Linked DNA regions of Mus musculus: region 1 is linked to region 2. Evidence: chromatin loops called from intact Hi-C (ENCODE). Cell type or tissue: left cerebral cortex. All regions are shown on one strand. Each heading gives the region's core, and the rest is flanking DNA. Links, peaks and the distances in the headings are about the cores only.

Region 1 (2,924 bases), core at 177-2,676, 94 kb before region 2:
TCCATTTTTATTCTGCTGTGGTATTGGTCTCCATCTGTAAGTTCAATCCACCCCATTACAATGTCTTTCATATGAATCCTTTGATTCATACAGCCTTTGATTCACAGTTTGCAGTACAAATACCCTGATATATCATTTATTTGCTATTAGGTATTTAATTATTATGCTTTTAAAATTCAGTGTCTTTAAACCAAGTTTATAATTAGCATTGCTTGGAGCAGTTCAGAGTATTGTGTTTCTGTCATCGTCCTCCTCTTCTCCTTCCAGTCTGTGTTCCTAGAGCAAGCTTCCAGGGGTGGGGACTTAGGCTCTTTTGGCATGCAGCATCTCAATGAGGAGGTTATTATAGGGCACATCCCCGTTCACGTGCTTATAGTACAGGTAGTCTTCTGCCTGCTTGCTGATTGCCCGGATCTCGGGTAGCCGAAGAAGTAGCTGTCCGAATTTCTCAGTCTGTTGTGGGTAGTTGCAAACCGTGTAGTCCAGCAGGGCGGCATTCACCTGCTCTTGGACACCTTCCACCAGCTGCAGGTTCTCCAGGTTCTTCACATCTGCATTGAAAAAAGGAAAAAGGAAAGACAAGACTTCACTTGGCTGTATTTTCCTTTTGTATTTCTATTTACTGAAGCAATGTTCAGTGCATGGATGGCTGTCTTTTCCTCTCGATAGAAAGCATACTTTATATACTGTTGAATATTCAGGAAGCCCCCGTTTACCAAGCTTCCAGGGAAAAGGAGCGCAAAAGAGCTTTGCAAGACTGTCTTGTTGAAATTCTGCATATACCTCAAATCAATTAGACACCAATGGATTTTGAGCAAGGTCAACTCTTCTTATGTCTTACAAAAGGAAAGGCTTGAGGATTCTTAAAGTAGAGGGATCATAATATATTGCTAGCAAATGAGTCCCTAGAGAAAGACCGATCTTAAACCAGTATATTACACAATTCATATAATTCTGTATTAATTTTTCTGACCCAAGGTGAAATCTGTGTCCAGGGTGTGATGTAGTTAATTCTAATAAAAAGTGACAGGGTTCTTGTTTCTGTTTGACATTTTCTAAATGATTCTGAAAGCCTTTGACTTGTCTAGCCTATGCTAATGAACCATCTGGTACACTCCAGTGACTGCCAACTGAAGGCTTGCTACTGGAAACTCGCTCAAATATATATCTCAGTGACTAATGATCTTTATCAAATGGAAAGCCTTGTCCTTTAGGCAGAATACAAGCCAGGATGCTTGGTGCCCTTTAACCTCAATGCAGTTTCTAAGTCTGACTCTTCTTTTTTTTCCCCCTGGTCCTGGGTCACGGATATGAAGAAGCCGGACATGGGCAATTCATCCTGCCTAACTCCCCGTGAGCATCCAATTTTCAGACATCTGCCCTTGAGGTCCTTCTACATATTGGATAAGAAAGAGATGCGGTGTCACAAAAGTCAAATGCTCGGACAAATACACTCAGATGATGGGCAAGGGAAAGATGGAATTTTACTTCTGGAGTTGATTTATGTCCGTTACATAACTTTTATTCAAAGTGTGTATAGAAGCTGCTGGAAAAAAATACACAGCTGTGTTTATAGATATTCCTGCATAGAAAGTAAACAAATAAAAGCCACCTTCATCCTTTTATTTTCTGGCAAAAATAAACAAGATTCTGAAGTAAACCAAATGAGCAAAATTAGTGAAAGTTTAAATGTCCTAGATGAAAGGTGACTGTTGCCATAGTAACTCATATCCAATAGTTTAGGTGCCATTACAATAGCCTATGCGTGCCTGCCTGTGTTCCTCTTGCCTCATCTCTTGATATGTGCCTCTGAAATATTTTCAGGGGGCTTTGAATGTTTTTATCTGTACTAAGCAGCTTCTCTCTATTATTAAGTCTCTGGTCAGATTCAAACCAACAAGGAATCGGTAAGAAGTAGATACATCAAGTGAGAGAGAGAGAAAAGTCTTAGTTCAAAGTGAGAGAGATCCAAAAATGTGTGATTATCTACTGAGTGGGACAGCCAGTCACATGTCACTGTACCCTTTGTGGCACCTGACACTTGACACACATGGCAGTTTGTAGCTAACCAAATACTTCCATCTTATGTGAAATATTTTTAAAGTGAGTTTACACGACTTATAAAAACATTTACCAATATGTCTGTGATCCGGCGTTCTGCTTGGTTCAAAATTATCAAATGTAAATGATCAGAAATACCTTCAATATGCTCTGCCTCAGTAGGAAGTCTTGTTACAGTAATTTAAAGATAACTATAAAATATATGAAGTGAAGCCAAGTGTGGGGGTTCATGTCTTTAATCTTAGCACTCAGGATGCAGAGTTGGAGGCCAGCCTGGTCTATAACGGAGTGAGCCCTAGCCATCCAGAGCTACATAGAGGAAACCCCATCTCAAAAAATAAAACAAAACCCAATATATCCATATGGAATGGGCTATCAATTCACATGACAGTGACAGATGTGCATGAGGAAGACAAGCTGGCCACAGAGACTAGTAAGGAGGATGAAGTAGAAGATAAATGAGTAGTGTTTTAGAAAAGTTGTTTCAAAAACAATTATAAAACAATAGTTGTATACTCCTAGACTGAGCATTTATAATTCTCAGAGTATCATTTGTACTAACTTCCAAAGACACTGCTCTAAACTGGTATTCTTTGAAAAGCTCAAATCATTTGAAGTGTTCCATACAGGGGGAAAGTTTCATATTAATTATTTTGGCCATGACTAAATTATCTCTTTAAGCTGCTTCAATGAATTTAGCATTATGGATAATAAAATGCACATACTGTCAATTGTCCCAAAGACTTCTAAATTGATACTACTGGTAAAGATTCTGATAGGTGTGGTGGCCCACATGTAATCTTGCTACATTAAAAACCAGGACAGTGAAGTCCATTCAGGCGAGGGGAAGAGAAAGGAGGGCA
Region 2 (2,924 bases), core at 305-2,804:
TTGGCAAGGCTGGCCCTAGCCTGTGGCAGACGCAGCTACAAGCCAAGAAGACATCACCCAGCTACATACAGTGCACCTGGCTGCCCATTTATCCATCACTTCAGCTTTCAATAACAGCTAAAAAGGCTTTCATTTTTAAAGACCCGATGTGTCCTCTTTGGGCCGTGGCTATAAATGTAAAAGCACCCAGAATATTAAGAGTGCTTGGGTTTAGCTTTTTTAAAGAATGAATGCTCTATCATAGAGTGGTTTCTCTACTTACTCTGAAAGTAGCCTGGTCTTAAACTCAATGCATTCTGCTTGGCCTCTGCAGCCTGGTCTTCAGCATCAGCCACATTTCTATGTAGCAATAAAGGCCAGGAGAATAACCAGCAGGATGCATCCTAACTGCATGCTGGTAGCATTTTACTGGCCTCTTTTTAGCTCCAATCAGGTAATTTTGACCTCTTGACCCAGTCAGGTAATTCCATACACATACTGTTGATCTAAGACTTCTGTGCAAAACATTGTTTTCCCTTCACACACTGCTTCTTTACTCTCTCTGTATGTACAGCACATGTTAATGATAAGCACACTAAGTTAGCAGAAGCCACAGATCCGTATTGTCACCTCTCCCACTACAACAGCAAAAGCCTAACATTGATTTTTATAATAAAAAGGCTTAGAAGTCAAATTCAGGGTTTGTTTAAATCAGGAATAGAATGACTAGTCACCAAACGTGGCTTGGTCTTCGCTCAGAATTCAAACTCCTAAATAACTTTCCTGTATTAATTTGGTCTTAAGTTTGAGGAAATAAAATAATTACATAGTTAAACATAGATCCTTATGCAAACAAGTGCTGTATTTACAATGTACCAATCCATTTACTTAAACCACAGGCATGAGAGGAACCCAGGAGACAAGCACTCACCATTGGCCTACAGTAGCAGTGAGCATCCTATTTCAATTTGCTCAGAAAACAATGGTTTACCACCCTAATGTCAGGGCAAACCAACAGTAAATACCTAGTTGATACTTCTAGCCAGTGGTACCATTTGCACAGTCTTGGACCTGGACAGTTAAATACTGGCTCGGTCCTTTGAAAAGAAACCTTCAAGATTCCATGAATATGGCTTGTTTTCTGACTTGGTCACTTTACAAATAGTTTAAGAGTTGTTTGATGCAACATTTTTTTCGAACCACCTCTGAGTTAAAAGGGATAAATGTGTTGTATTACGAACAAAACAATACTTAATGTCATGTTAAACACCATCTCCCAATTAGGAGCTACACAGAATGAAAGGCCTACCCAATCAAGCTGTAATAACTCTACAGGGATGGTCACACACCCATTTCTTCTTTAACTCATACAAACAACACCCATTTCCTCCTTAACTCATACAAACAACACCCATTTCATCCTTAACTCATACAAACAAAAGGAAAAGCTCTTCTCAAGTACCAAGAACAGCCAAAAAGCTAGCCAGACTTTTCTTGAGAGGAGGGTTGATCAGGATTTGACATACCTTCAGTTCCCTGAAGAAGATACTACTCCTGGCCCACTCAACAATGGAGAACAGGGTCTGGTCCGCCATTTTGCATAAAAGCCCAAATGCGCTCAGCTTTTCTTGCCTGTTTCGGTTACTCTGCTCTTGCTGGAGGTAAGCCATGATCTTCGCTTGAACTTGAGGCTCATCTGGTTCACACTTCAAAAGTTCCAGTATCAGGTGTGGGATGCTGGCCGGGGAGTTTGTCTGGTAACCATCCATGTAGGAGTAACCCATCATTGACTCAGGTGAGCTGGAGTAGGGGTCTGGGTACTCAGACTTGATGGCCCGACTAGGAAAGTGACCATAGGGTTGGTAACCATGCAGGCTGCTGTGAGGTGGCATTGTCATGCTAATGGGAGATGTGACAAAGGGACTTCTGTCATAGTCTGTCGGAGGCAAGGCTACATGGCTCAGAGGTAGGCCTTTGGAGGCGGAATGAATGTTCTGAATTGCAGAGGTCAGGTCTGAGGGCATTGCTTGGATCACCTGAGACATGGCTTCCAGCTTAAGTCCATTGGCTCGAATGAGGGCTTTCTTCTGCTGCTTCAAAGCCCTGTCTCTCTTGTACATTGGCCCAAACTTATTTCTGCCCCCTCGCATGCGGTCGGCTCTTACGGCTGTAAGGAAGAGGAGGGGCATAGAATATATAAGGGAGTCAGTCGTGCTCTGAAAGAGCTTGAGGAAATGGAAAATGTTGACAATTGAAGTACGTGTGCGTGTGCGTGTGCGTGTGTGTGTGTGTGTGTGTGTGTGCATTTTACTGTGATAGTCCACAGAGATTCCAAAAAGATAAATGTCTTTCTTATGAATTCTCTCCTTCAAGGGGGTTGTTAATCAAAAACATATTTTGGGTACCCAAGAAAGCATTAGCCCTGTGTGGACTAGAGACATTTCACAACAGATATTTAATATTGGGGGGGGGGTGGTGAGAGAGATTTTCTTTCTGGGTGTGCCAGCTTCTAGTATACATACTCTGTCATGATTCTGGTGGAAAACAACATTGTGTATACTGTGTATCTGCATGTGTGTGTTGGAACTAGGGTTCTTCCTTTTTTTTTTTTTTAAGAAAAAGAGAATCAACCCCATTTCTGGATTAAATGCTTTTTCTTACAACATCTTCCTCAATCCTAGTTATCTGGGGCTACTCCATTAAAAAGGTTAGGTGGGGGCTCTTCTTGAAAAGCCCCGTCTCACCTGTACTTTGTGAATACACATCAGAAAAGCACTAGGCATGCACTGAATTGAAGTGGAATTAGATACAATTAAAACAAAGTCCTTTCCAAAGTTGTCCCGAGGCTCTTCTGTGCCACAGTTGTGTGGAATCAGGGCCAAGCCTAGTAAGTTAGTCAGAAGGGCCCTTCGAGGCCACCCACAGTGGCCAATGGTAATTAGACA

The links. Peaks named below come from ENCODE experiments on the same cell type or tissue, not always from the same donor. Only the 100,000 strongest peaks of a DNase experiment are listed, where the experiment ranks them.
Region 1: a loop joins it to region 2, with 16 times the contacts of the local background. A loop is called at or near these places in 6 of 42 quality-filtered maps.

What each region holds. Positions count from the first base shown.
Region 1 is chr1:136,845,160-136,848,083 of GRCm38, forward strand. It overlaps Nr5a2 (nuclear receptor subfamily 5, group A, member 2), which reads right to left. Exons shown (of 9, transcript NM_030676.3): 9 at 1-551. The coding sequence ends at 304. Among named protein-coding and RNA genes, the nearest start is that of Nr5a2, 110 kb to the right of the region's middle. In left cerebral cortex, for the core only: no CTCF peak of the experiment used is centred there; a DNase peak (open chromatin) is centred at 1,128.
Region 2 is chr1:136,938,904-136,941,827 of GRCm38, forward strand. Nr5a2 (nuclear receptor subfamily 5, group A, member 2) reads right to left here. Exons shown (of 9, transcript NM_030676.3): 6 at 1,506-2,146. Among named protein-coding and RNA genes, the nearest start is that of Nr5a2, 20 kb to the right of the region's middle. In left cerebral cortex, for the core only: no CTCF peak of the experiment used is centred there; no DNase peak of the experiment used is centred there.